Linked DNA regions of Mus musculus: region 2 is linked to region 1. The links are chromatin loops, found by intact Hi-C in ENCODE. Cell type or tissue: heart. All regions are shown on one strand. Each heading gives the region's core, and the rest is flanking DNA. Links, peaks and the distances in the headings are about the cores only.

What was found. Peaks named below come from ENCODE experiments on the same cell type or tissue, not always from the same donor. Only the 100,000 strongest peaks of a DNase experiment are listed, where the experiment ranks them.
Region 2: it touches region 1 in a loop (9-fold over the local background); 16 of 42 quality-filtered maps call a loop at or near these places.

What each region holds. Positions count from the first base shown.
Region 1 is chr1:121,050,079-121,060,511 of GRCm38, forward strand. No RefSeq gene overlaps it. Among named protein-coding and RNA genes, the nearest start is that of Celrr, 32 kb to the right of the region's middle. In heart, for the core only: a CTCF peak has its summit at 3,866; no DNase peak of the experiment used is centred there; H3K27me3 peaks cover 365 bases.
Region 2 is chr1:120,589,289-120,599,721 of GRCm38, forward strand. No RefSeq gene overlaps it. Among named protein-coding and RNA genes, the nearest start is that of En1, 8.0 kb to the right of the region's middle. In heart, for the core only: a CTCF peak has its summit at 5,416; no DNase peak of the experiment used is centred there; H3K4me3 peaks cover 875 bases; H3K27me3 peaks cover 7,696 bases.

The sequences.
Region 1 (10,433 bases), core at 762-8,761:
TTATAGAGTTAGGAAGCCGCCCTGCTCTCAGACAGGGAGTTTTAGAGGAGATGGGGCAAGTGTTTCCTTACTTCCAGAGTCACTTCCAACAAGCTTAAGCAGCAAAAAGCCAATTTCCCATTGAATAGTAAGGAGACTGTGAGCTAAGCACAGCATTCCAGCTCTCTGCTTTCTGACTGGAGATGGGTGCCGTGTAAGCAGCTGCCCCATCCTCCTGCCATCTTTCCTTCCCCACCATAATGGACTCTACTCTTGAACAGTAAACCAAATAAACCCTCCCCCTTAAGCTGCTTTTGTTAGGTGTTCTGTCACAGAAACAATAAAAGTGATGGGTCCATACATGGTATCACGATCCTCAAACAAACTGGTGAAATTATCCCCGTGTGGAAGATGAGAACCAAAGACTCAGAAAGGCAGAGAAAGTCGCCGAAGGTCACACGCACATAGGTTTGGGAGCCCGGCTGCCTGACCTCCAAACCTGCGTCATTTGCACCAGAAAAGAGAAATTCAAAAAAGTAACAGATATCAAATTCCCAAACCATAAATACTTGTAACATTTACCAGAGAGTTAACATTTGGGGTAAGAAATGTCAGAACCCAAAAAGCAAATATCTCCTCCCTTGCACAGAGGAACGCTTGAAAAGATATATTTAAAAAAAAAATCTGGGGAAACTTGAGAGCTTCAGTCAAACACCACCCAAACTTATTGTTCCTCGTCTGTTCCACTGCCTCCTTGCGTTAGCCCCTTGATTAACTATATATTAATGTCCAGGGGCCATCCTGAGTCAAGGGCGGGCACGGCCTGACTAGAGCAGAATAGAGAGGAGGCTCTCTCTGCAGAGAGACTCAGGCCCAGGGCCATCATCATTCAACAGCATTTTTTCTTCTGAAGTCAATACGTTGCTCCCTCTCAAACATGCTTAAAGAAAACACACATTGATTTATTCGCAATTCTGAGCTACTTATCACATGCTAATGACCGCTGTGTGGAAAAACACAGTCTGAAAAAAAATCCCCTGTGCAGAGCATAGTCACTTTGCCCAGGGAGCAGAGGAAACAGCTAAGTCCCCTTGCCGTTCCCCCTCCTCTCCCCCAAACCATCCCCCCCGCACCCCCCCCCCCGCCCGCCTGCCTGCCTGCCTGCCCAATCCTGTAATTCACCAAGACTTAGCCACTTAGAAGAGGATGTGTGTGTGAGTGTGGTCATTTCCAAAGACTCCAGAGAGAGCACACATCCACCCACACCCCTGCACCCCCTTTCATTCATTAACCCCCCAGGGGCCAAGACTAATTAGATCAGCTTGCTCATTTTGAGCTGATAATTGATTTAAATAGGTTGCTCATTTGAAATAGAAGAAAAGGCTGCTAAACATTTGGTGGTTGGGTCTTTTTTTTCTTCTTCTTTCCCTGCAACTTTCAATTGCTTGTGCAATGTAGCATAAAATGTCGAGGTCTCTCTTTTCTTTTCTGTCTCTTTCTTTTTAAAGGGTCCATAAAATTAATTACAATAAGGAGGCAAGCAGCAGGGGCAGGGGGTTAACTGATGACTCTAATGAGCAGCCCCAGCTTTGCTCATGCTGGTTGCTAGCTGCAAGGGGCTGGGGCTTCAAGAAACTCTGCAAAAGCCTTCCTACAGATTCAGTCTGCATGGCAACCAGAGTAGCTTCTCCGAGCTTCCAACAAAAGGTTCCTGCCTTTCCAGTGGTCGGGATGCTCCAGAATTGTCCTCTTACCATTAAAAACAAAAATACTCTTAAGACACCATTTTATGATACCCCACACCCCACGTCCCCCCTCATTTCATATACTTTTGGAGAGATCGGAACTTTAAGGAAACAGCTTGACCCTACTCTGAGTTCTGAAGACTTTCTTTGCTCAAAGGGTCTTTCATGACTGGTCCTGCACCAGATGGGTGGATTTCAAGTGTGGACCCCAAAGTTTAGACTGGCTCTTTTTTGGAAAATAAATGGTCCCATGAGTTTATGCGGCTTCACTGACTGGATCCATTTGAGCACAATGAAAAGGTCTTTTGTCTGCAGCCTGGAGGGCAAGGGATGGGTAGCATTTGTGACTTGCTCTACAAACAGTTCTTGCAGGAATTTACTGTGCCCATAGTTGGGAGCCGAGAGCAGTTGCAAAATCATTAAAAATAAATACAATTATTGGAAGTTGAAAAATCAACCCCCCACCCCCGCCCAAGCACATGCCAGGTGTATCCCACAAACAAAACTTGCCAGGGAAGCAGGTGGGAGATTGAGTGTGATGGACAGACCTGGGTTTTCATCTACATGTAGTCCTTCCTGGTGCAGATTAAGTCACTTACCCCTTTGTAAGCTTGATTTCCTTGCCTGCTAAAGGCAGACGATGAGGTCCGTTTGGAGGTCTATGATAAGAGTCGCATCATGTAACAACCCAGCAATTCTGCACAGCTTTGTGTTCTCACAATGGGAAGGCATAGGTCCTTGCACATAGTACAGTGGCTTTAACGCACACTCAAGAATTACAGAATACAGAGCCCGGGGAGGTGGCTCTGTCCCTAAAATGCTTGGTGTACACATGAGGACCTGAATTTGAATCTCTACCCCCTGAGTAAAAGGCTGGGTACATGGCTATGATGTCATTGCTGGAGAAGTGAAGATAGGGAGGTCTCTGGACCCTGCTTGGAGGCTAGCCTTGCCAAGTATGTGGGGTCTGGGCCAATGAGAGGCTGCCTGAAAGAGCAAGGTGAACAACATTCCTGTAACACCTAAGGGACACACACACACACACACACACACACACACACACACTCACAGGAAATGCAGTGAAAATCCTTTTTTAAAGGGGGGGAAGGAGATGCATTCTTTTTTGAGGATATGGCCACTGGTAGGCTTCCCATGCTCGAGGGGATGCCCCCACCCACACACATATGGCCAGCACTAACTGGACTCAGTTATCAAAAAGAGAGAGAAGATATGAAATTGGGAGGGGTGTGATGGGGGAGTTGGAGAGGGAAATGTGGGGCGGATCATATTTCATCGAACATCCGCATGAAAGCCTCAAGAATTATTTCAAAATTTTTAAAATGTTTTAAATGGATTTTTTTTTTACTGCACATGGACAGACCCTTTTCAATGCTCCCTGAACAGTACAGTGTAGTGAACGTCCACTGGCATTCACACTGCTACAATTAACCTGGGCATGAGTGAAATTGCAGACACTCGTGGGTTCTGTATACCCTTTTGGACAAGGTTTTGAGCATCTGCACACTTGGGTGGGATCTCACAAATAATAAAGGGAGAACACTGGACCTATGATACAAAATACATTTCTAGATCACCAAAAAAGGCCTTTTGTCCTGGATTTTTTTTTAATTTGAACTTTTTGAGAATTCCATGCATGCATTATATTTACATCATCTCCACCCACATTCCCTTTCTTAAGACTTTTGCTGTTGTTGTTCTTTATTTGTGTGGTATCTGTGTGCATGTGCATGCAGGCACCCATGGAAGTCAGAAGAGGGCATTGGGTTCCCTGGTGGAACTGAACTCAGTTCCTCTGCAAGAGCAAAAAGCATTTGCTGCCTAAAACTGCTTATTATATTTAACAGAGAGGCCAGCAGTTTCTTGTTGCATCTGGGCCTTACAAATTTGTCTCATCCGTCCTGATTTGCCCACCCTCTCCTCCATACACTAAAGCTGTGAGGCCGCTCTTCAGAAACAGAGAAGCGAGGTCCTGTCCATGCCGGAGGCACAATGCGTTCATATGTACAAATCACATTCACTCTGCTCGCCAATAAATTCCAACGGCACTGTAGCCCTCCCAGTTCCTGTAGGCCCGGGCCTGCTCACCAAGGAAAAACTGTGAAAGAGTGCATGCTAGTGGGCGAAGGTCAGAATCGCAGCTACTACTTCCTACCCCAAGCAGAACACTGGCCTTTCAGGTGGATGACAGAGACCCCACCCAGGAGTTGACAACAGGCTCTTTTAATTCAGCATTCATGTGGCACAACGTTCTTGGCCTTAATGACATAGGAGTTTAGGTCCAGGTAATCTTTTTCAAACCAACCAGTTGTGAAATATATTGAGAAAACACTGCCAATTTCCAATCCTCTGGACTGAACACCGAAGGTAAATAATAATGAATATTTATGGGACACCTGATTGCCTAAATGAGTTCCCTAAGGTATGAATAATTGAATGTGCATATGCTAATTAATTGGGAAAAGCCAGTAGGTAACTCCTTTTTATTTGCATTAGCCTCATTTTGTTTCATTTCTTACAAGTATTACTGCTCTCAGTTATTTCCTATGCTTCAGTGAGGTTGAGTGTCATTGAGAGAATTCTTAATAGACACCGTGATTCTTAATTTCAGTGACTGCATAAGCAATGGCAGAGTATGAAGGGGTATTCTTAGAATATAGTTTCTTTGCTTTGCCTAACAATAAAAGCTGTGATTCATTGGTACTTCCTGTCAGCTGTCTTTGTGGGTGTGTGGAGTGAGTGGGTAGAGTGTGTGTGTGTGGGGGGGGGGTATGTATGTATGTATATGAGTGTCTGTTTATTCACGCATACACATATAGAAGTCTTCTTCTTTCACTCTCCCCCTTATGTTTTGGGGCAAGGTGTGTCTCTAAATTTGGAGTTCATTGATTGACTATTCTAGCTGAGCAGCAGGCTCCACTAGTCTCCATCCCCTGCCCAGTAGTAGGGTTACAGGCATGAACCATAATGCCTGGCCTTTGAGGTAGGTGCTGGGGATCCTGATGCTCATGTGGCAAGCAATTAGCTTACTGGGCCATCCCTGAAACCCCAAACATCTTTCACCTGCATCTTCTGTGTTAAATCCTCAGCAACATTTTAAGAAAGAGATGCTAAGACTACAGTTCTTTTCTTGGACGGGAGCTAGACTCCTGGGTCAGAAAGCCACCCCTGGAGCTGTGAGCTGTGAGCACTGATGCATAGATTTATGGTTCTTCCTGTTTAAAACTTGTCTTTCCAGGGGCTGGAGAGATGGCTCCGTGGTTAAGAGGGCTTGCTGCTCTCTCAGAGGACCCAATTTCTGTTCCCAGCACCCACATCAAGCAGTACACAGGTAATTCATGATCACTGTAAGCCCAGTTCCAGGCGAGCCAACTCTGTCTTCTGGAATTTATTTGAGAATTTTCTTTTAAAAGTTGTCTTTCTAGAATAAGCTCCCAATCTTTTACCTCAGGTACAATGTCTGAAGAGCGTCGCCTTTCTCTAATCATGATCAATGTGGTCCAACTTGGTGTTGGAGACAGGGTCTCTTGTGACCTGGATCTCATGGATTCAGCTAACCTAGCTGGCCAGTGAGCCTGGGATCCTTCAGCACTGAGATTATAGATGTAAACTGCTATTGCAGGCCTTTGCTGTGAGTTTCAGGGGCTGGAACTCTGGCCATGCTTGCAGGCTATTTCAGACTACAGTAATGCAGCTTTACCCTCCTCCAAATTTAGTGACTTCAACCAGCACTGATCATTTTGATTCTGAAACTTTATCAGGGCTCAGCAGAGAGCTAATATCTGGGGTTTGCTGAGCTCAGCTGGATGTGCAACGGTTCTTAGCTGAAGTTCGTCTAAGGTGCATAAGGCATTTCTTCCAACTTGTCTCTCCAGCGAGCCCATCACCGCTCAGGGGCTTGATCCGAGATTCTTTGCGTGGCCCCAGAACTTGAGAGCAGAAGCTACATTGCCTTCTAGCCACTTTACTGTGGAATGAATTGCATCGTTTCCATGACGAAAAGCAACGTGGAGAAATGAGGGTTCACTGTATCTTATCAGCTAGAGTCTGTCACCCAGGGAAGCCACGGCAGGAACCGGCAGGCAGGAACTGAAGCAAAGACCGCTGCTGACTGGCTTGTTTCCTCTGTTCTGCTTAGCTTGCTTTCTTAATCCAACATTGGCTACCAGCCCTGGGATGGCACCACCACAGGGGGAAGAGCCCTCCCACGTAACCGTCCATCAAGAATGCACCCCTATAGGTCTGCCAGTGTGATGGAGGCAATTCCTCAGGTTGGAGTCTATCCAAGTGTGGGTGGTTGTGAGAATGGCTCTGATAGGTTCATATAGTTACATGCTGGGCTTTGAGATTTCGAGAGCCAACGCCAGGCTAACCCCCAATGTCTCTCCCTTCCTGCGGTCTGAAGATCTGGGTGTAGAACTCTCAGCTATCTCTCCATTACCATGTCTGCCTGGATGCTGGCCATGCTTCCCACCATGATGATAATTGACTAAACCCCTGTGATTGTAAGCCAGCCCCCTCCCAATTAAATACCTTCTTTTTGAAGAGGTGTATGGTCCTGGTGTAGCTCTATGTGTCCAAGTTAGTTCTAAGCTCATCTTAGACCAAAGGGAAGGGAAACCCACTCCAGGAGAATAATGTATGACTAAGGAGATTCCTTGTTGGCAGTCTGTGAAAATGATCTATCAAATTATATGCTCGGGTGACAAAATCCAGAATAGTAACATGAATTTCATTCCTGACCTGAATCTAATATTTATTGTGGATGAAAAATGAAATCCTTTGGTTCTAAAGAACAAATTAATTTTGAGAGACAAACTTAGCATTATCAGGTTCTGTTCTCCATTAGCTGCGAGAATTCTTGTAGCCGGTGATTTGTAGATTGATTTATGACCTGTATCCTAGACATAATCAGCGGACGACCAATTTGTTTATTACATGCAAATCGCCTAGGTGAGACTATTAAAGACAAGGTTGGGCTGATATTAAGTGTAATTTGAGGCAAACCAAGAAGGATTAGGGGGCTTTCTGATGGATTGAGGCAGAGAGCTGAAAGTCGGCGCTGAGACAGATCGCTGTGTTCAGCAGGATATTTTGAACCAAGAGTTGTTAGTAAATACAGATACAGAACTGGTTAAAAAACATGATCATGAGCAGACCAATCTGGCAAATTCTTCTAGAAGACTAAGGCAGCTGTTTGCCCACTGGACATTGTTGAAATGAAAGGCAATGCAAAGGAGCAGAGTTTTACCAGGGACTGAGGATCACTGGTGATGGGTAATCTGCCGATTGTTCCGTGTGCGTGTACATGTATATGTATGTGTGTGTGTGTGTACATGTATACACATATGTTTGTCCGTGTATATGTGTATGCAAGTGTGTGAGTGTGATTTTTTTTAAATGTTTCTTTTGTCTGGGTTAATTATGAGCTGCCCAACTGGACCCAAACAGGAGCAGCGAGTGCTTTTAACCCCTGAGCCATTTGTCCATTTCCACCAGCCATTTTGGAGGACAGCCCATGAACCCCAGGCTGCCCTGAAACTCACTGTGAAGCCCAGAACAACCCTGAACTTCCCATCTTCCTGCCTACACCTCCTGAGTGTGAGGATTGCAGACAAGCCACAAGCACCAGTGCACCTGAGCTCACGCAGTACCAGGGAGGAAGTCCAGGGCTTTGTGCGTGCTAGGCAAGCATTCTGACAGAGCCCCTGCCCCAGCTAATGTCTGAGTTCCGCTGAGACATACCTGTAGGACACCATGGCAATAAGGGACATGCTTCAGCCTGTAAGTCCCTGACATGAAGGGTATGAAATCCTTTAGAAGAGGATTTCAGGGATCCTTATTAATCAAGGTCCATTTGTATCTAATTACACCCTGACTAACTATCAGAGCTGACTTCTAGGCCATTTGCTTTCCGGTCTAAACAAGAATTTCTCTGTGTCAGTAGCTTTAAGCCGTCACCAAGGAGGCTCGTTGGCAGGGTTACCAGTGTACCTTTGCCACGGCCCCTCTCCTCAGGTCTCTTCTTGTGTCTCACCTATGAGACTCATTAGCTATAGAAAACCAAGACATCTGCTGCCGAGTGAACAAATGTCTTTGTGTGCAGGCTGCCTTTGAGCGCAGCTTTGTCTTCTGGCTTTCCTGTAGCAATGGATCCACTGGACGAAGTCGCTGGTCGAAGCTTTCTGCAACTTCCCCCAGGTGATCCTTGCATGGTGATCTTGGCTCCACAGTTAACTGCACTCTTTGCTTCTCTTATTTTTGTGACGAGTGCCAGGAACAATCAGATTAAGGAAGGAAGAGTTTATTTTGCCTCACATTCTTCGGACACACTCCGCCATGGCAGGAAAGGCGTGGTGGCAAGAAGGTGAAGAGGCTGGTCACATGGCACCCACAATCAGGAAACAGAGAGGGATCCGTGTCAATGCTGAGATTTCTTTTTCTTCTTTATGCATGCTTTTATTTGTGATATGCATGTGGATAGGTCTCTCTTGTGGGACATAAGTTCAGGTGCTCACAGGCCAGAGGTGTCAGATGCCCTCCGGAAGCTAGAGTTACAGGAAGATGTGAGCTGCTCAACATGGGCTCTGGAACCTGAACTCTGGTCCTCTGCAAGAGCAACACATACTCTTAACCGATGAGGCGTCTCTCCATCCTGCTTTCTCCTTTCTAGTCATTCTGGGATCCAAGCCCATTGTGTGGCACTGCCAACAGTTAGGGTGGGTCTTCTCACTTCAGTTAACCCTCTTGAAAATCTTCTTCACACACACATGCTCAAAGATTTGTCTCCTGGGTGATTCTAGACCCTGTTGAGTTGGCAATCAATGTGAACCAGCACAATTCCACCCCTCATCAATTCTACACTCTAAACGATCCCCTTTGAGTCATCATTTTCCAATTCTTGTTCCCATAGGCTTGGGACCATCTCATAATACAAAATACAATCAGTTCAAGTTCAGAGGTCTTCATAGTATTTAATATTAACCTAACCTATAAATCAGAAGATATTAGAGGGGTCTGGAAATAAGGTCTCTCTTTGTCATATGCAAGACCTGCCTTAGTCTGTAAGATAAAGTATCATTTGGCATTATTATTAAGGAGGGTAGCCTAAGCTGACATCAGCCTCCCGAATTCTGGAATCACAAGCATCACTATCAAATCTGGCCAAACATGTTCTTTTTCCTTTAAAATAATTATCATATAGTAATTCCAAATGCTTTTCATTTATGCATATAATTCATTTTAATCATTTGATCATGTTGTTGTCTCCTGTTTCCTCTCCTGACTCCTGACAACCCCCTCCTCTTCTCAAATTGTCTCCTTTCCACTTTCTTTTTTCTTTTTTTCTTTTATTTTTTATATTATTTTATTTTTATTTACTGTGCATGTGCATACATGCCTACATATGTGTATGCTACATGTGTATGTGTGTGTGCATGTATGTTGGGGTATGCTGTGTGTGTGCATGTGTGCATTGTGTGCATTGTGTGCTTGTATTGGGGATGTACTTCATGTGTATGTGCATTTATATGTGTATGCATGTATGTGAGGGGTGTCCCAGTGAGTTTAATTAGAGCTAATTACAGAAACATGGGTGGGGATTAATTACTGGTGTATAGACAATTTACCAGTGGTTACACTACTGAAGACATGGGTTCACATCATGAAGATGTGAAAACATGGGTTTATTAAGAGAAAAATAGTACTGTAGTGTCAAGCTGCACTAATCTCAAATGCTGGTGTTCCCTTTACACTCAGCACGTATGCTTCCTCTCAAGTAGGGACGATGGGATGAGACAATGTGCTACAAAGACTGGAGGAAGCAGCCTCGCAGAGCAGTGCAAACACTGCTTCTGATTATTTTGTTTCTATTCTTTACTATGTGTGTCACTGGAATCTGGAAACCAACAAATCCACCCCCCAGGTCAAGTGTCCTGAGATGTATTTTAAAGGTGGGGGCACTGGAGAGATGGTTCCAAAGATAAAACACCCGCTGCTCAAACATTGTCATTAAACTCAGATCCCCATAGAACATACAAGTGCCAGGTGGGCATGGTATCCTACCTGCAATCCCTGTGTGCCGAAGATGCTCAGAAGAGGGAGACAGGATCTCTGGAGCAAGCTTTCTAGCTAGACTACCTGAGTCTGAAGGCTCCGAGTTCAAAGGAGAGATCCTGATTCAATGAGTAAGGTGGAGAGAGCTCAGGAAAAATACCAGATGCCAACTTAGGACCTCAAAACCCATGTACACAAGCAAACATGCACACACCATATCTACATAGGCATACACATATACATAGATAAGAAAGGGCCAGCCTGGGGGTGTAGTTCAGTCAACACAATGCTTTCTTAGCATCCACAAGGTCCTGGCTTCAATCCCCAACACCACATAACCCTGAGGGTAGCACACACCTGCTACCCCAGTGCTAGGGATGTGGCAGCAGATGAATGACAAACTGAAGCTCCATCTTGGATACATCATAAGTTGTAAACCAGACTGAGCTATGAGAGTGATTCTCTCACACAAATAAAGCAAAACCCCACAGATGAAAACCAAAATGATGCCATAATTTCCACTTAATCAAGAGCTGGTTTTCTTGATTCTTTCAGCAGAGAGGAGGTGGCATCTCCAGAGGCAAGACTCCTGGAGTGTGGGTCCTACTGCTCTGCCCAGCACAGTGCCCCTGCAGA
Region 2 (10,433 bases), core at 1,588-9,587, 460 kb before region 1:
CAGGCAGTTGGAGCTGTATAGTAAACAACGTAAGGAAGATGAGAGTAAAGGGCAAACCGATTTGTACAACACCTAATACTTAGATGTCAAAGTGGCTGGGGTACAGCTCAGTTAGTGGTGGGCTTGCATGGTAGGCATGAAGGAAGTTCAGGGTTCCATTCTCAGCAGAGCATAAACCATATGTGGGGGTGCTCACCTGTGATCCCAGTGCTGAAGAGATAGAGGTAGGGGGATCAAAGGTTCAAGGCCAGCCTTGGTTCCATACATTTTGGAGCCAATCTGGGCTTCATGGGACAGCAACTCGAAAAGAAAGCAGGGACTGTGGGGCACAGCTTTAGTTCCCACACTTGGGAGACTGAGGCAGTCCAACCAGATAAGTTTGAGGTCAGCCTGGTCAACATAACACATTCCTGGTTAGTTGGGACTATATAGTGAAACCCTGTCTCAAAAACAAGGGGGGGGGAGGGAGGGAGGGAGGGAGGGAGGGAGGGAGGGAGGGAGGGAGAAAGTAAAGAAGGAAGTAAAGAAAGGAAGGAAGCAAAGGAAATGAAAGGGAGAGGGAGGGAAGTAGAGAGAGGAGGGTGGAAAGAAGAAAGAAAGAAGAAGGAAATGAAGGAAGTTGAAGAGATAGCTTACAAACTGGGTGCTCCAATTTCTCACCCACACTGTGAGAACAGAGAGGAGTTCGAAGAGCTCTGATCTGGTGTGAATGTGACTGAAGCCACCAAAATGTACCCAGAAGAACACAGGTCAGGGGTCAGATGCAGCCATGTCCTGAGTGTCCCATGTTGCCTGTGCAAGCTGTCATCTAGCATTCTTCAAGACCACGTCCACTCCCCCCAGCCCTGCTCACACCTCAGAGAAGCTGAGAGGAGTTCAGAGGTCAGGGTAGGAAGGAGCCTCCTCCCTGTCTCCCCAGAGCCCTTCAATCAAGTCATTGCATCCTGGTGAGGTAGAGGCAGGAAGGGGAGGGGAGGGAAGGGGAGGGGAGGGAAAGGGAGGGGAGGGAAAGGGAGGGGAGGGGAGGGAAAGGGAGGGAAGGGGAGGGGAGGGGAGGGGAGGGGAGGGGAGGGGAGGGGAGGGGAGGGGAGGGAAGGGAAGGGAAGGGAAGGGAAGGGAAGGGAAGGGAAGGGAAGGGAAGGGAAGGGAAGGGAAGGGAAGGGAAGGGAAGGAGGGAAGGGAAGGGCAGGGCTCAAGGCTGAAGAAAGCCTAAAGCCCATGCCCTTTTGGCTTGCCAGCAACTTGACTTGACCTTCTTAGAGGGAAGATCGAAAAGTGGGATTATCTGAAAACCCAAATTTGCACAAGGACCCAGGATCCCAAACAACAGGTCAAGGATACACAAAATTGGAGGCAAGTAGTATCTGAACCCCAAACCACAGGGGCTGGGGAATCAGTCAGGGCTCACCTGGTCCCTCCTTACTCTCTAGTTGATGTTTCCCCTAAGTGCCTAAGTGATCTGTTATTATTGTTATCAATAATATATTGTTAACCATTCTGTTATTCAATCCATTATGTCTCTCCAGCCTATATTAGTTCAGGCTTATAGGCAACTGGCTCCAGGGTCAGAGGCTGCAGTTATTTAGTGAAGAAAGCCAGGGTCCACAGTGTTACCTTCCAGGCAGTTTAGGGGTGGAGCCTCCACCTATGCTGAGCTCAGCCTCAGAAGAAGCCAGGCTCCCCAGGCTCCTCCTAAGACATATTTGAGCTCAGCACGAGGCTCTCTGTGAATGTGCTTCTTAGAACATAATTACCACCATCAAGATTATTGTTTGAATTAGGCATTTACATGACACTTAATATTTCCAAAGCATTGTGCTCCCATTTAATTAGTTTTTCCTTGCGACATTCCTGTCGCACCCACACTTGATAGCTTGGGAGACTGACAGACTGAAGAGATAAAGAGTAAACCCCGATGGAGTGGGGGCACACCCTGTACAATCTCTAGCTTCTGGCCTCTCTGGTGACCCAGCCAAGAAGAGCCACCCCCCATCTGCATATCTCTCACCCCAGCCCCCAGCCGCCTGAGGTCAAGGCGGAGAGGGGAGGAGGGGGGCAGAGTCTCTTCCCAGGTAGATTTTTGGCACAAGGTCCAAATACCCTTCAGAAAAAGTTCAAGTTCATACCGCAGACACCCTCGGTCTCTTTCCAAACCTTTCTATTAAAGGTCCCTATAAAATTCTGAGGCTGTGATTCCCAAACCAAGGAGTCTCCCGGAGGAAGCTTTTAGCGTCTCACAAGCCTAATGGGCCTGTTAAATGATGGAGCAGGGCAGGTCAGCGCTGGGCTCATGAGACCTGAGACAGATTTCTCTGCCTTGAATCCAAGCAGGATGTTCAAAAGTCCTGAATCGGTCTCCTCCCCTACCCTACCCCCACCCCCTCAGCTCTAAAGCTTCCTCTCCCCCCACCCCGCACCCTCAGATCTAAAGCTTTCCCCCTTCCTCCCCACCCCCACCCCTTCAGCTCTAAAGCTCTTTCTCTCTCTCTCTCTCTCTCTCTCTCTCTCTCTCTCTCTCTCTCTCTCTCTCTCACACACACACACACACACACACACACACACACACACACACACACCCGCACCCTCAGTTCTAAAGCTTTTCTCCAATTCTCTGAAGGAGAAACTTTATGGAAAGACAGCCGAGACGCTACTCTGTGGGGCCCACCACCCAAGGACGGCAGCAGCCCTCTTCTGTCCAGCTCTCCACCATAGCTAGTAGCCTCCAGCCTTTTCTCTGCCCAGAAAGCCCTGAACCCTCTCGGGTAGCAGAATAGAGAAAGAAGCTCCACCCACACTGATTCTGGGTTGATCCAGGTCCTGGGAACAGATGGGGTGCCCTGAATTGTGTAACCTGGGTCTTCTGGTAAAGCTGTGCCTTGGTGTCATCCTTGCTTGCAGCCTGAGTGTCTTTTCATCCCTATCTCATGCCCACTCACCACCGGGAGGTCTCCAGGCATCAGGTATTCCATGCAAGATGCTGACAGACAAATGGACAGCTGCAGGAACAAGATTGTCCAGAAGGGTCTAGAAAGTCTAGATTCCTTTGTTGTTCAGAAACCCATTGGGAAAAATCTGGGTCCTGGCTGTAGTCCTGCAGTAGGGAACCCCACTGTGAGCTGGGGGGTCTACTCAGAGGGAGTATTTCTGGTCAACCCACTCGCAGCCCTCAGGACCTCTGATCTTGGAGGCCATTCGCAAGAAAAGAAGCAGACAGCAGTGTGAATGGGGAAGGGAGTAGGATCCGTGTTTGTGCCTGTGATGGATTGGGGAGGTCCCTGGCCCATTGTTCAGTCCTGTTCCTGGAGCCTACAATGGCAGCTGGACCTGTGAAAAGAGGAAGGACTAATGACTTGGAGAGATGAGTCAATGACCTTGGAACCAGGATCGTAAGTCCTATCACTGGCATGGGTCTGCAGAGCCACATGTCCCCATCTGCATGCCCTTAGGCCTGGTTATGTCTCTCAGTCAATTTCTGCCACTGTAGACAGTGGGTCTTGTACTGTTCTGAGGTATGTCAGGCCCAGAGCAAGCCCGGCCTTACTGGTTAGTCTTCCAAAAGGAGTGATAGTCAAACCGCCCCACCCGTATGCCTCTCCTGTCTCTCATCTCTAGGCCTCTCTGTCTCCACGTTCTTTCTATCTTTTCATCTCTCCTCTGAGCATGGGTAAAGAAAACCCTCCTGTCGCTCACAGAGGAAGGTGGGGCATGAGTGGCAGTCTCTGGGTTCTTGATGGTTCTCTGTGCCCAAGCTCGAACATCCTTCTTCCATCTGCTTCGTCTGGGTTCTGAGGACTGCAGGGAGTAAATACCAGCTGCTCTTGGGTCCCTTCAAGGCTCCTCTTAGTCACTGCTGATCCTAAAGTGCTAAGGCTGCCATCCGGGTGGTTTGTAGTGTCACAAGCCGGGTGTAGAGGACAAGGACCACCAAACATAGAGATACCACAAAAACTCAGCCAAAGAGTTCTCTGTTCCCTCAGGTCTCAGCTGGTGACCAGGTGGCCACTGTGGAGGACAAGTGACCAGACTTCTGGGACCCACACTGTATCTAAATGAGACCGGAAGTCACCATCCTCAAGCTATGTGATGCCCACAATCTAACCCCTATGGGAGCAGAGCAGGGGGTGGGGGGAGGATGGAGAGCAGGTGGCCTCAGAATGGAACTCTCAGGGTTGGGGAGAACCTGACAGGGTTCCTCTACACTGACAGTGACAGGGAAAGTCCCAGGTTTGTGAGGTTTTAAAGGAGCCTCCCTGTGAAGGTTTTGTGAGCAGGCTAGCCACCCCAGTCACCCTGTGCTTCAAATCTAGATCTGACCTTTAAACCAAAGCTACTAGGTCTGCCCAGGGAGATTCTGTCCGGTTAGTTGCTGCCCAGAGCTCCTGGAAGGGGCATCCCCGACTTCAGCCCCAGCCACACAGTGCTGGAGTCCCTGGGTCCCTGCTGGCGCGAGCTGGTGCCACTCTCAAACTTCCACAAGCTCAGCGCTGCGGTCATACTTGAGCCTCCTTCCCACATCCTATTTCTAAATTTTGATAAATCGGAAAGGGGAGAGAAAGCAGCTTGAGGCTTGATGCATCCTCCCTGGCTCTCTGCACTCTCTTTTCTTCTGCTCCCTGTCTGTCTAACAGGGATCTCATGACCTCAGAGGGTGGGGGCGGAGTAGGTCTTTGCTCTCTGTCTTGCCTTGGTCTCTGCCAGCCTTGCCCTTCTGACTGCCACCTGGGCGGTGTCTTCTCATTTAACCCCCACCCCCACCCCATAGCCATTGGGTGTCCATAACAAAAGTCCTCAGTGGACATCGTGCACAGTCAGCAAAGTCCTGTTGCATTAAAACTAATTAATCTAGGGGCTGGAAGATGGTTTGGTGGTTAGAGAGCTGAGTTTGGTTCCCAGCACCCAAGTTCAGCTATCACTTGTGGCTTCAGCCAGGGCATCTGACACTCTCTTCTGGCTACTGCAGACTCCACTCAGATGGAAGCTTGGGGTAACTGCGAAAGCTCTGACACAATTGGAATGGTTCTACATTAAATATATACAAGAGATTAGAGCAGAAAAACAGGAAAAAAAAAACTAGACACATGCTGGCTATATAATAATGTTTGAGGTGAGTGTTTGATTCAAAGTCAGGATTGGAAGCAGATCTATCCACTCCACTCCTCTGCGTTTGGAAAAAAAGGAAAGGGAGACTCAGAGACAACTGGTGTCACCTCCCAGGTCACACAGCACAGCTCAAACCAAGTGCAATCTATTGTCATTTAAGAATTTTTAGGGGACTCTTTCCCTCCAATTTTGCCTCTATTAGATGGGAAGATCCGACAGAAATCATTTTTTTTCCAGGGAATTTAGTCTTTCTCTTCTCAGATATCAAAAGCCACCTGACTCAAACTCAAACCCTGGCTCACAGCCGCGCCCGTGCAGTTCTCCAGATGTGTCGACAGGTGGCACATTTCTCACAGGAAAAAAAAAACCACACATGGCAGGGAATCCTCCTCCCCTCCCCTTCGCCTAAGGGATGCCCTCCCAAAAGCAGAGAAGGGGAGGGAATTCTCCCACTGATTACAGAAAGGTTGGAAAGCCTAGACCTTAGAAGCTGGGTTCTAGCTGTACAGTGTGGAGAGTTTTCACGGTCCACCTTAACAGAGGCCAACGAATATCTTTCCAGGAAGGCTAGGCTCACCCATGGGAGGTGTGAGCGTCCCTCAGCTAACAAACTCCCCTTCCCAGACCAGTAGCTATCTCCCTCATCTGCCAGCCCCAGCCTCCTTGGGTCCCCTTTTGTGTGGAGGAGGGGAGGAGAGGGAAAGTGCGTGCCTTTTCAATTGTGGAGATCATTGTCCTAGAGGTAGGTTGCTTAATCTGTCCATTGATTATCGACTTTGCCTATAATATTTGGCTTGGCTGCTTTGCTCGCTGAGAGATCACACTCTTGACTTCTTTGAATAATAATTTTGAGGTTTGGGACGGATGTCTTAGGTGGCCCAGGGAGGGGTGGTCTGGGAACTTCGTGGGGCCTGCCTTTTACTCCTCTACCCCCATCTTTCTCCTTTTTGACATCCCCCAACTCCTGGCTCACTAACTACCATTCAAGTCTGGAAAGTTCTAGTACCGCTGTAAAAGAAGGGACAGTCTTCAGAGGATTAAAGAATGCCTCCTCCCCTTGCCCGCATCATCACCAAGACTGGCCTAGCTTCCACTAGGCACACATGGGAGAAAGTGATAAACTTTGAGGAATGAATGGAGCATAGGGTCCTTACTGGAGACCACAGTTCCTTGTCCTCTCCTGGGACCTAGACCCAAAGACAGTCCAAGGCTCCTCCTGGCAGCTAACCAGTGCTTGGAGAGCCCTGGGGCCAGTGGCCTCCTTGGGGGAGGTGACTTATGTTCTCCCGTCTCTGAGTGTCTTTGAGCCTACCCAAATCTCCCAGGTCTCTTCTGCTCTTGACCTTGGAATACACTGCCTAGCCCTCCACACACACAATTCAAGTCCATCGTTGCTGAGTTGAGTTTCCGTTAAAACCCAAAAAGTCAGTGACTGTTTTAATCTGGATTTAAGCAGCCTCTTTGCAATTTTCAAAGACAGTCATAGGGGAGCTGGGGAGGAAAGAAAAGTCTAGGCCTCCAGCAGCTACTCTGGGTAAGGGGTCCAAGGTCCTTGCCTGTTCTTCCATGGGCTTCTAGGGCTCTCACTTACAGATAACCTCGACACCCTCCTCAAAGTGCACGCAAACGCGACACCCTCCTCAAACTGCACGCGAACGCGTAGAAGCGTACAAGTGGAGATCGTTCATTCCATTCGCACAGACACGCGCAAATCCTGCTTCTAGCCTATAAAGACATGGACCCATTGTCACTGCCCACAAGCATAAACCAAGCACAACTCCTCGAGGTATACACTTTCATACATGTGCATTCAAACTAAGTCCTTTATGATGAGAATCACACACAAACACACCCCAACACCCCCCAGTTCTGCTGGAGCAGGCCAAGCAGAAAGGTGGTCCAGAAAGGTCTCCACAGTGCAGTGACTCTGACCCAAGTGAAGGAATTGGGGCGTGGGGAGGAACCCGAGGAGACCTCTTTCTGACCATACCCCTCAAGTTCTTGAAGCTTTTCTTTCCTGACGTGCTCACCTCCCAAACAAAACTTTTCGGGTTTCCCAGCCAGTAACCCCTGCCGCACCGATCTCTAATGGACAGACATTGCGGTTTATCCAGCACCTTGCCCGGAAAGAGTTTCCCCACGCTGCAGCTCCGGAGGGTTTAAGGAGGCTGCGATTTCACCGCCGGCCTGTGGGGAGGGAAACGGGAAGGCGCTGGCCTGGAGCCTGGTGGCGTTGGGAGCGGGTTCTCGGATTTCTTCCTCCTTACCGGTCAGTGGGAGAAGAGCCAGAGACGGGAGACAGCCCACGTCCCTATGTGTGCTGAAGGAAGGAAGAGGAAGACAGACCCCCCACCTCGACAAGGAAAAAGAACACGGGCTTTGCAGTCTTCCTCACTCCCCCCCCCCCCCTTTCCCCTCTTTTTCTCGTTGATTTTTATTTATTTATTTAATTTTTGTCTCGGACTTTCGAGACGGGTCTAGACCTCTGCGGGAGCAGGAACCGATACGGGGGACTACGGCAAACCCGGAAGCTGCTCTGGCCCCTCCTCGCTCACTCCCACCCCGCATCCTCCTCCTGCTTGCAAACACTCTAAGCACCGAACCGAGCCGGATCCAGGCGGAGCAGTCACTCGGACAGGTGGGGACTGGAGTAGGTCAGTGGGTCCCCAAACCTTCTAAGGAGGGGAGAAAACTAAAGAGGGAGGAGGCCAAAATAAAGTGTCAGATGAAATGTCTAACTAAATTAATTCTAAATACCCCGCCTCCGCGCCACAGAGAGGAGTTGAGTCCAAATTGGAGTTTGGGTGCTAGGGTTTGGGAAGGGTTCTGTGTAAGAAGACAAACGGGAAGCCTGATTAAAGAGACATATATATTAGAGAAGTGTGCGGAGTCTCCTTGATTTTAGGTAGTACTGGCTTTAAAATCCTCCGGGCTGGCACCAGTCTCGCTGAATGGTTCAGCTCAAGAACCATTTGGGAGGGCTTGGGAGGGGGCAGGGATGAAGACTCTGTTTTCCGTAATGGGAGCCTAAGGGCCCTGCATCTCCACTCCTTCCTCTGGCTCCTTGCTCTCGGAAGTACAGCCTGAAAGTCGGGAGGAAACCCGCTAGCAGCGATGGGCTGGCTGGCTTCAGCGTTCCCAGGGACCAAGCAAGCGGGTGGGCAGTTGGTCTAGCTCCTGGAACTCGGGGGCCCCAGGAGACCCTTTGGAATGAATGTTAGGGAATCAGTACCCCACCCCACACCTCCATTTCCCACAGTCAAGGAAATGGCATGTGTATGAGAGAGAGAGAGAGAGAGAGAGAGAGAGAGAGAGAGTCCAGAATAAAATGTCTCCACTCCTGCTGCAACTACTAGAGGTGGTTGTGGTGGTGGGGATACACCCAGATAATACTGGCATAGTCTAAGGTGACAGCCCCACTGACAGGCTTTTTCTTGAGCTTTCTAGGAAAACAGATTGGGGGTGGGGGTGCGTTTGCTCACACACAGAGAAGGTAAAAGAAAAACTATCACCTCAAAGCCTTCTCCACACCCACCCAGGACTTTCCCGAGGCTTGCAAACAAAACTTCCTCTCCTCATTTCTTGGGTTAACTGAGAAATTTATTTTCAGAGATTTGGCTTCTGAGACTGCCCCCAATTCATTGGCTTCCTCCCACCCCTTGTCTGCCTCTTCCAGTGCCACTCTTGGCTTCTAACAAAATTCCTGAAGACCCTTAACCAGTACCCAAGAAATCCCCCTCCAGCACCCACCCACCCCATATTGTCATGCCCTCCAAATGAAGACCGAAGCCCTGAGCGCTAATTGAATTAGTCTATTGAAAAGACTGTCAGGTACAATCACGCGGCTAGAGGCCTCACATTTCCCAAGGTCTATAGGCTTTGGGGACCTGCAATGTATAGTCTGACCTTCTGGCTCACGATAATGCCCGCACTTGTACCAGAAATCTCCCTGCATTCACTCCCAACAAAACCGCTGGTCACCCAGTCCCCGTAGGAAGGCTGCACGCTATTGTGTTGGGACAACTCATTCATGTCCCGCACCACGAGGCCCCACCGCCATCTGATCTACACTGGAAATGGGATTACCACCGTGTGCAGGCAACACCACCTACTGCAAGCCCACTGAGCTCTGATTCTGAGCCGAGAGGCTTGGCTTTTAGATTTGCACTCACCTCTCCCACCTCCATTTTAAGGTGGGAACTGGAGGGACCTCTTAACTTGTCTCAACACAAACAAAATTCAAAACTCGTTAGAAAACCCTTCCGAGTAGGAGATTTCCCTTTCTGAACCATCATGCAAGGAGCTCTCAGCAAATGCGTTACAATTCTCTGTAGGCATTGGTGAGGCTGACTTGGGCCCAAGTCATTTGAGGAGCTCCTATCCTCCACAGAGTTACACACCAACACACAAGTAATGCATTTGGAGACTGGGTTTTCCGTGGATGGCTCTCATGCACACAGGGGAACAGACATGAACACAAGCACATAAATGATTTGTGGCTGTTTACCAGGTTGGAAAGAGGGGAAATAGATACACTTTCTTAGTTTTCACCCTTAGAAAAACTCATGTCTTCCCTTTGTCTGATCTCAAAGTTCCCGGCAGCTCTCCCTTCCCTAAGCACACATGCACTTTTCCCTCTGCTTGGCCAGATGTCTTTTGCATGGAAGCCAGAGTTGAACCTCTAGGAATGGAGGATGTTCAGGGACTAGGGAGGGTTGGAGGGTTTAGGGGGTCTCTGTATTCAGTGTACCATGCTCCCCAGCCCAGGGGGGGGTTGCGTTGGGGGTAGGAGGACTATCTTACACTCTCATGCATTTTTTGGTATTTGGAATTAAGCAAAAATCCTTTCCTTCTTTGTCGTTTCTCCCACCCCCAGTTCATTTGGGCTAAATATGAAAAGGTGGCAAGGGAGACAGTAAGTCTATGGAGGAGGTAATGCCCAATCCGTGGCCTTCTGTGGGGGGTGTCTCTTGCAGGGGGTAACCACAAAGCTTAAAACAGCAAGGCAATGGAAGGACATGCTGATCTCCATTCCTTCCTGTACTTGGGACCCCAGAACTGGACCCGTTTGGAGCAAAGGGCTGCATTCCATTTCTGGTCGGTTCCCACATCTTCTTCCTGCTGCCTTACCTGTCTGCCATCCTGGCCTGAGCATTTATCAAATGGCAAGACATCCTCAACTACCAAAAGGCAGAGGGGAGTATCTAAAAAACACGAGTACTCCAAGGCAGTCACACTGACATGCACCCTGCACACCAACACCAAGCCCCTTTCCCCATACTTGAACACACCACTCACCCTGCCCCCGCTGTAGCTTCTCACCCACATGCCAG